Regions from separate parts of the Homo sapiens genome. Here region 1 is linked to region 2. Evidence: read pairs that join two places in POLR2A ChIA-PET (ENCODE). Cell type or tissue: IMR-90. All regions are shown on one strand. Links, peaks and the distances in the headings refer to the core of each region. The heading gives the core; the rest is flanking DNA. Region 1 overlaps STRN3 (striatin 3). Region 2 overlaps AP4S1 (adaptor related protein complex 4 subunit sigma 1).

Region 1 (4,402 bases), core at 248-4,247, 150 kb after region 2:
GCTTTTATCCCTTACAAGCAAGATATTGAAGTTGAATCACATTAATAGGAAAGGCCTAATGGTACTGAAAATTGGGATATGTCAGTGAAATGGCTGGGCCTGTGTCCTATCATGCAGAAGTTAAGTCAGCAGCTTGACAAGAGATAGCCATATTCTTAGTCCTTCTGGGCTGCTGTAACAAAATACCGTAGACTGAGTAGCTTATAAACAATAGAAATTTATTTCTCACAGCTCAGGAGGTTGGGAAGTCTAAGATCAATGTGTCAGCATGGTTGGGTTCTGGTGAAGACCCTTTTCTGGGTTGCGGACTGCCGACTTCCCACTGGGTTTTCGCATGGTGGAAAAGGCAGGCTCCTTTGGGCCTCTTTTATAAGGGTACTAATCCTATTCATGAGGACTCTGTCCCCATGACCTAGCCACTTACCAAAGGCCCACCTCTTAATACCATCATATTGGGGATTAGGTTTCAAAATAGGAATTTTGCTGAGGGACATAAACATTCAGACCATGGCACCCATGTAGACAGTACACCAGTTAGGACCAAAAAGATAGGAAAATTCAAAGATCAAGTTGAGAGGGTCAATGTCGGACTAGGAGTTTCAAAAAGAGAAAACAAATCAAGTGTTGAAAACTTGATTAAAACAGTAATACAAGAAAACTCTCTGGAATATATTTTCAGAATGTATTTCCAGGGATGTTTGTTTCCAGATTGAAAGGATTCTTTCCAGTTACTCCATAAAATCAATGAAAAAAGATCCATACAGCGGCCATAATCATGAACACTAAAAATTAAGAGGAAATTCTAAAATCTTCCAGATAGAAAAATTAGACTACATTGAAAAGACTAGGAATCAGGCATTATTAAATTAACATTCAAAGCTGGAATATAGGAGAGCAGTGCCTTAAAGATTCTGAGGGAAAGTGAGTTCCATTTAGATTTGTATACTGAGCCAAGTACTGTATTGTTTGTGAAAGTATTAATAGCAAAAAGAGACATTTAGATATGAAAGCCTCAAATTTACCCTTCATTTTTTCTCAGGAAGCTATTGGAGATGTTTCTCAGAATTCTGAGAGACTAAGTCAAGAAGGAAGAAAGTGTAGGATCCAAGAAAAAAGATATCTAATAAAGAGAGGCAAAGGAAATTTCAGGAAACAGTTGTGCAGTGGGCCTGGACATTAGCCAGAGTAGAATGGAAGGAGGACAGAACACTGGAAGGAACGTTTCTTAGAAAATATGAAATTAATACATTGCTTTATGTGTTTGAGGATTTTGAAAGGAGATGTACAGTTCTGCTGGAAAATTTCAGAGGAGAATAGTGGTAACATCCTTGGAAAACCAGGCAATTAAAAAAAAAACACACTAGGCAGTTATTTCAGGAAAACTATATATAAAAGAAAGGAAGTAGAGTCATTGTAATGTGATTTACATGGACATACTAATATGTACTTACAGTGTAACCATGGAATATTAATAAAGCCAAAAGTAAACTGATGTAACTATATTACTGTTATGGGAGGAAGTGTGGATGTGGGATGGAGACTGTAAGGGAACTACATTTTTATCAAGAAATAGCAATCTGAGCATGTTATTTAGAAAAAATAGGGTAAATAACAAAGGGAAGCTTCTTTAAAAATAAGTTTAAAAATGGTTGTTCCTAGTGTGTAGGAATCAAAGATAGAGAAGGATGGGGCAGGGGACTCTCTTGTTACTCATTGTATGCCTTGTCAATTTATTTAGAACTATTTGGCTTTTTTTCTCCTAAGTATTTCCTAGCAAGCAGAACTTCATTTTAGCAACTGCAGCAACAGCAGCAACAGCAAAAGATTGACGATACTCATGATCCCCAAATTATTCTTAGCTAACTTCAGTAGAGCTCTAAAAGTTGCCTGACAAACCTTTTCTTTTTCTTCACTGGCTGATTCCTTATTTCATTCTTCAGCTCAGCAACTCTTCTAATCTTTTTCTACTCTTCATCAACTCCACTCCAGACTGCGTTCCTTAATTTTAGTCATTCTTATAAGTTTGTGACCCTACCTCATTTTTGTTTTGTTTTTTAGAGACAATTCTCCACTGATCTGTTTCTAAACATCCTGTGAGCAGAGACACATATTGCCCTTTTATTCTGGACTATCTATTTAAGGATATTTATATAACAAACAACCTTGTAAGATAGAGACAGTCTTCTGGGAAGTCATGCTTACTGTTCAGTATAAATGATTCAAGTTCCCTAAGCTCAGAGTTCCTCCGCTATAATTCAAATGAAATGTAAGTGTAACATCTACCTGATTACCTCCTTGCCACCCTTGTGGGACTTGGGCAAAGGAAATTCAGCAAACATGATCCTATTACTTTCTGTGCTCCTGAGGAGAATTCTTGTCTCTGACTCAATTTTATGACTTATTTCAGGATCCATGAAACAGTAATAGGCTAGGTTGTTAGCATGAAGGCAGGGAAAAACCTGAGACCTTTCATAGTCTATGATCCTTTAATTTTTATTTCCCTAAAGACTAATGATGTTGAGCATCTGTTCATATGCTTATTTGCATTCCACCTATCGTTATGATGCAATGTCTATTTGAAATATTTCCCCATTTTTTATTGTTTTGTTACTGTTAAGGTTTAAGTGTTCTTTATATACCCCTTGACACAAGTTTTTCATGAAATATAACTTGCAAATATTTTTTCACAATTTATAGGCTTTTCTTTACATTCTCTTGGTGTCTTTCAAAGAGCGAATGTTAATTTTGGTGAAATCTGATTGACCAATTCTTTCTTTTATGCATTGTGTTCCATTTGACTTTTAAAGCCATGCACATGTATTGCTGTGATTAAATACAGTTTTAAAACCTGGAAACAGGAGGTACTCTTACTTTAGAGACAGAAATTTCTATCCAAGGAGCAGCAGTACTTAATTTTTCAAAGTTCAAAACAAATATATCTTTAAAAAAAATTCTTTTAAATTATTGTATCATTGATATGCTACTTTTGTCAAATGCATTCATTGCCTTTCACTTACTCTCCAAATATTAAGTTATATTGTAAATTTTGAGCTGAAAGTATATTTTGTTGTGGTAGATTTGTGGTTGTTTTTACTAATTTGCATTTGAAGAAACCATCTCCTACATTCAGTCATTATACAGTTCCTTTAAACAGTGTGCTGGATTGGGTGGGATATAGTACAACCTATTAAAACTCTTTGTTAATGCTATTTAAAAAATATAGTCAACCCTTTCTATCTGTAGGTTCTACATCTATGGATTGAAAATACCACATTGAAAAAAAAAACGACAATTAAAAAATAAAATAATACAAATTTAAAAATACAGTGTGACACCTATTTACGTAGTATTTACAGTGTATTAGGTATTATAAATAATCTAGAGATGATTTAAAGTATACTACAGGGAGAATGTGCGTAGGGACTTCAGCATGATAGGGAGGTATGTATGCTAGAACCACTGCCTCATGGAAACCAAGGGACGACTATAATCTGAATTGTATTACATGCTTAATTTGGACTAATGGAGGGAACCAGTCAGAGAGGGGGGCAAAAACCCTCCCTGAGTTTTATATTATTTTTCTTTTTGTTACCATGTACTCTTAGTAAAGACATTTAAAAACATTTGAGATAATCTAATTCAGCCCCCACAATTTACAGGTAAAGAAATTGAGGCCAAAAGATTTAAATGGTTTGGCCAAATTCAAGCAGCTGCTTAGTGGCAGAGCAGAGAATTTTCATGGTGAAAGTCTTTGTTCAGCTGAATTTTCTACTGTTTTGTTGCTGCCTTTATTGTTAGACACTTAAACAACTGTATGAAAACCTTTTTTTGTGTGTGCATAGAGAAACTCAAATTAGTTAAAAGATTTAGTTAAGTGGATAAAATATATATATTGTCCCTATTACCTGTTAAATAAGTGATTCTGCAAGACTTAAAAGTATTTATTTAATAGATTTTGAGTTATTTTTTCTAGCTAAGACAGTCTGTGAAATGGATTGGGTTGTTTTATATCTGATTTACTATAAATCTGGGCTGCTTGATAAATTATTTTTAAGTTTTTTTGTTTTCATTTTGAGACTGGGTCTTGCTCTGTCACCCAGGCTGGAATGCAGTATATAGTCATAGCTCACTGCAGCCTCAACCTCCTGGGTTCAAATAATCCTCCTATCTCAGCCTCCTGAGTAGCTGAGACTATAGGCACACACCACCATACCCAGGTAATTTTTTTTTTTGAAGATGGGTTTCACTGTGTTGCCCAGGATGGTGTTGAACTCTAGGCTCAAGCGATCTTCCCCTCTTCACCTCCCAAAGTGCTGGGATTACAGGCATGAAGCACTGTCCCTGGCCCCGCCTGATAAACTTTGGTATTTACTGTTTTAGTCCTCAAACATTTAGACCAAAC
Region 2 (4,402 bases), core at 256-4,255:
AAAAATTAGCCAGGTGTGGTGGTGCATGCCTGTAGTCCCAGCTCGGAGGCTGAGGCAGGAGAATCGCTTGAACCCCGGAAGTGGAGGTTGCAGTGAGCCGAGAATGTGCCAGGTGACACAGCTAGACTAGACTCCGTCTCAAAAAAAAAAAAATAGCTTTCAGAAAACAGCGTTACTCAAAATGCCTTGTGTTTAAATTTTAAAACTTTATTGGCTGACGGAAAACTGCCATACTTTCTTCCCACTACCATCCTGCTATTCCTGAATTCAATTTGCAAAAGAAGCATAGACCAAGAAGGGTTCCTTAGGTGCTCAACAGAATTTAAAGTGCGACAGATATGTTTACAATTAGAAAATAAAACTTCTCTCTCAGTTTAAAGAAATTTTTTTCTTTGTACATATTTTAAAGTACAGTTGTGTTTTCTTTTTAGGAACTGTGGAAAATGCCTATTTATAATGTCTTTGGAAGGATACCCCATTTTGTAATTGTGGTCTTCCAGATTCTTCTGGGTTAACATGTTGAGATGTATTCCACGGTACTCGCATTTCTGATAAATCCATATTGTCTCGAAGAGACTTCCTTTCAGCTTTCTGACATCTTATCAAGAATTAGTAGAGGGGCAAGAATTCTTGCCCTGTTAGTTTCCACAATGCAGCCATTTAACACCATCTCATCCAAAATGATGTGTACTTTATCCAAATTAAACATTATCTACGGTTATATTAAGGAAATTAGTTTAAAGTTAAAAATTATTAACATTCAGTAAAAATTTATGGCTTAACCTAGAGTGTTCCCAGTGTAAATTAGCCTAAGCATGAGGTTTTTTGTACAAAATTTCTGAAATTAAATTTAAAACTGGCATCCATATTAGAAATTGTTACCTTCATATATACATACCTAGTTTCACCTTGGTTAAGCTAACAGGATAAGTAGGGATAAAAATGAAACAGCTACATTTTTTAACCAAAGGGATAGGGGGTCTACTAAGTGCTAGAGAACACAGCAGTGTCATGTGGCAAGAGAATGACCTTAACTCAAAAATAGTGTTGTCTTCCCAGACAATAATAGTAACAGTAGCAACGATTTGTTGAATACTCCCGTTCCAGACAGTGTGTTGAGTTTCAGCCCTCTACAAATCTCTGATGTATGTTGTTACATATTATCCTCAGTTTACCCAGGATCAAACAGGTTCAAAGCATAGTCCAAGGTCACATGGCTAGTAAATGCCAGGTTTGAATTTAAACCCAAAGCTTGGGCTTGACTGCTCTGCTTATAGGCTCCTCAGGAGGGGCTAGACACCTCCCTCCTCAGCCCCCAAACCTCCACCCCAAAATAAATGCCTTGTACCTTCAGTTTTCTTCTCTGTCAGACAGACTGATGTAAAAATAACTATGAGGAGAAAATGAATGAAGAAGGCAGGGCATAATAAAATTTCTGGATTTCAAGACAGTATCTCTTACAAATGGGTAGTTCTAAGAAGTCATTTGAGAATGATGGAGCCACTTTGGCTTACAGGTGTTCTTACTGGGAAGTTAGTATGGGGCATGGGGAAAGAAGAAAATATTGTTAGACTATGATGTCTAGCAAACCACAAAGAACTAAATACTTCCCTCAAGAATCCCTTCAACTGAATACCTAACTTTTCTTTGGTGAAAGAAGGGGAACTGGAATGAGATGATGACAATGAATGTTTCTCAGTTTTACACCTTAATATCTGAAGTTCTCTGTCTACTTAAAGAGCATGATCCTGGTCTGTTACAAAAACAAAAACAGTTGACAGATTGTTTCAAATAAACTTCATTCAACAAATAGGTAATTAAATGCACTAGCGGAGTTCAAAATTAAATCTTTGTAAAGTGAATTGTTCCCTTTGATTTTTTTCAACCAGACCAGATATTCAAAGTCTACACTGTATTTGCTTAGTGAAGTGCAACTACACAGAATAGGACAAATGGTGAATGACTTTAAAGTTTTTATTAGGCTCTGTGTGAATATCTCATTAAGCTCTGTGCAAATAGTCCTCCAGCAGAATAAACTGTTTTCCAAGGACCCATGGGAACTGTCCTTAAGTGACCCAGAAAAAAAAAAAAAAGCGTTATTCTGATATACCTATTAATACTGTCTTTCAATTATACAGATGATTGCTTTGTCCCACGGCCAAACTGGGACTGGAATGTTAGGCCCTTGACTCTAACCTGTTCACTAGACCCAGAAGCCAGAACTTAGGTGAGACAAAGTGGGAATGGCAGCCAGGTATATATAGAAAGGCAGAGCTAAGAAGCACAGGTGGCTACGTGAAAAATGGCCTGGAGAACCTTCCTGTTATATTCACTAAGGGCAATGAAAGCCTTAGTGCCTTTGAAAATGTCGCCTTCTCCAAGATAACTTTCTTTGAGATACAAGGAAATCTAATTTTAACCCATGAATTAGTTCGGGGATCAAGCTGCTCTGTGGACTGCCCCATCTTTGGCAAGCAGATGATCTGCTGTTCAGATGTCCCCTTGAGCAACTGCCCAATTGTTTTGAAATTCAGATCAGAATTTACTGCTAAATCATATAAACCACTGACATCCCCACATTACAAGGAACAAGGACAAGGTCCTCCAGCAAGTCAATTTCCCAACATCCTGGAAACATGAGTTGCTCAGTGAGGTCACTGTATACTGTGGACATGTGACTGTGCCTGTGTATCTGTGTATCTGACTCAAACTCTAATAATCATGCAGCTTTCTGGCACTATATGGGGAAACTACAGACCAAATCCAATGTGAGGCAAAGGCCTGAAAGCTGATTTCCCCCTGGAATCTTGTGACTCTTTTAAAATAAGAATCCAGCTGTTGTTTACATCTTGATTTGGTTTATGAGCAACTTGTACACCCTGGTGAGGCCAAGAGTAATGGCATTTAGGCCATGTGCCAGGTAAGCAGGGACCAAAAAATACCCTATATGCTAAGCCCATGGAATAAACACACTGCAATGGTGACATTTGAAATAGGAGGAAGTAAGAAGGGCCCAGACTGTTGGTATACTAATGTAGTGAGCTCAGAATGGCTATTGAAAGACAGTCTTACCTTCAGGCTATAATGAACTTGACTGACTCTAAAGATCCTCAGGCAACTTGTTTTCTTTCATGGGCTCCCTAAGGTTGAGCTGACATGAGCTAGAAACAATCTCCCAAAGAGCGGAGTTACTGAAGTCCACTTTCTCCCAACCTACAAACCTAAGAGCCTTTCTGAATTTTCACATCATGTGGATTGGAATTGAACATCGTAGGGCTCCTGGAATATTAGTGCCACTTGAAATCAACTTTTTAATTACAGTGATTGAAATGAGGCCGGGCACGGTGGCTCACACCTGTAATCCCAGCACTTTGGGAGGCTGAGGTGGGCAGATTACGTGAGGTCAGGAGATCGAGACCAGCCTGGCCAATATGGTGAAACCCTGTCTCAGCTAAAAATACAATTAGCTGGGCATGGTGGCACACGCCTGTAATCCCAGCTACTCGGGAGGCTAAGGCAGGAGAATCACTTGAACCTCGGAGGCGGAGGTTGCAGAGAGCCAAAACTGTGCCACTGCACTCCAGTCTGGGCAACAGAGTAAGACTCTGTCTCAGAATAAATAAATAAATAAAAATGAAAATAAAAATAAATACAGTGATTGAAATGTTTATGGTCCCAACATTGGAATTTTATCTTTTTTTAGACGCAGCTTCTCTCTGTTGCTCAGGCTAGAGTGGAGTGGGGTGATCTAGGCTCACTGTAACCTCCATCTCCTAGGTTCAAGGAACTCTTGTGCCTCAGCCTCCTGAGTAGCTGGGAGTACAGGCATGTGCCACCACACCCAGCTAGTTTTTTTGTATCTTTAGTAGAGACGAGGTTTTGCCATGTTGGCCAGGCTGGTCTCTATAACTCCTGACCTCAAGTGATCTGCCTGCCTCAGCCTCCCAAAGTTCTGGGATTACAGGCGTGAGCCACCACGCCTGGCCCCAACATTGGAATTTTGATCTCTGGAAAATAAAACACTTTTCCATCATGAGTATTTTAACACCATAGTGGCAATCAAATTATCCTTTAACAAGTGAGAAACTGAGCAGCACAGACTCAAATGGAACCTCAAAAGGAATTCCACGGCAGAGACCAACCTAGAAACTACAATTTCTAACTCTAGATTTGGGTCTCAGATCCCTTGGTTTCTCATTTTATTTCTTTTTTTAAAAAATATTCTAGCTAAGTGTTCTTTAACAAAATATGTAGGGTGGGAAAACTTGCTTTCTCATTATTCATACTTTAATTTCCCACCAAATTAGGTAAGTGGCCAAGGGCCACTGTGTTCACATTTCCCCCAGAAAATACTACCATATAGAAGGCTATCATCATGAAGATTCTGCATAGTCCTGGAGAC

The links. ChIA-PET counts read pairs that join two places held together with the same protein. Peaks named below come from ENCODE experiments on the same cell type or tissue, not always from the same donor. Only the 100,000 strongest peaks of a DNase experiment are listed, where the experiment ranks them.
Region 1: POLR2A ChIA-PET joins it to region 2 with 5 read pairs; 2 of 35 experiments call an interaction of 5 or more read pairs at or near these places.

Annotation. Positions count from the first base shown.
Region 1 is chr14:30,936,984-30,941,385 of GRCh38, reverse strand. The region is part of intron 5 of STRN3 (striatin 3); the gene reads left to right. Among named protein-coding and RNA genes, the nearest start is that of COCH-AS1, 49 kb to the right of the region's middle. In IMR-90, for the core only: no CTCF peak of the experiment used is centred there; no DNase peak of the experiment used is centred there.
Region 2 is chr14:31,089,217-31,093,618 of GRCh38, reverse strand. It overlaps AP4S1 (adaptor related protein complex 4 subunit sigma 1), which reads right to left. Exons shown (of 6, transcript NM_001128126.3): 6 at 1-712. The coding sequence ends at 584. Among named protein-coding and RNA genes, the nearest start is that of STRN3, 65 kb to the right of the region's middle. In IMR-90, for the core only: no CTCF peak of the experiment used is centred there; a DNase peak (open chromatin) is centred at 2,678; H3K27ac peaks cover 2,184 bases.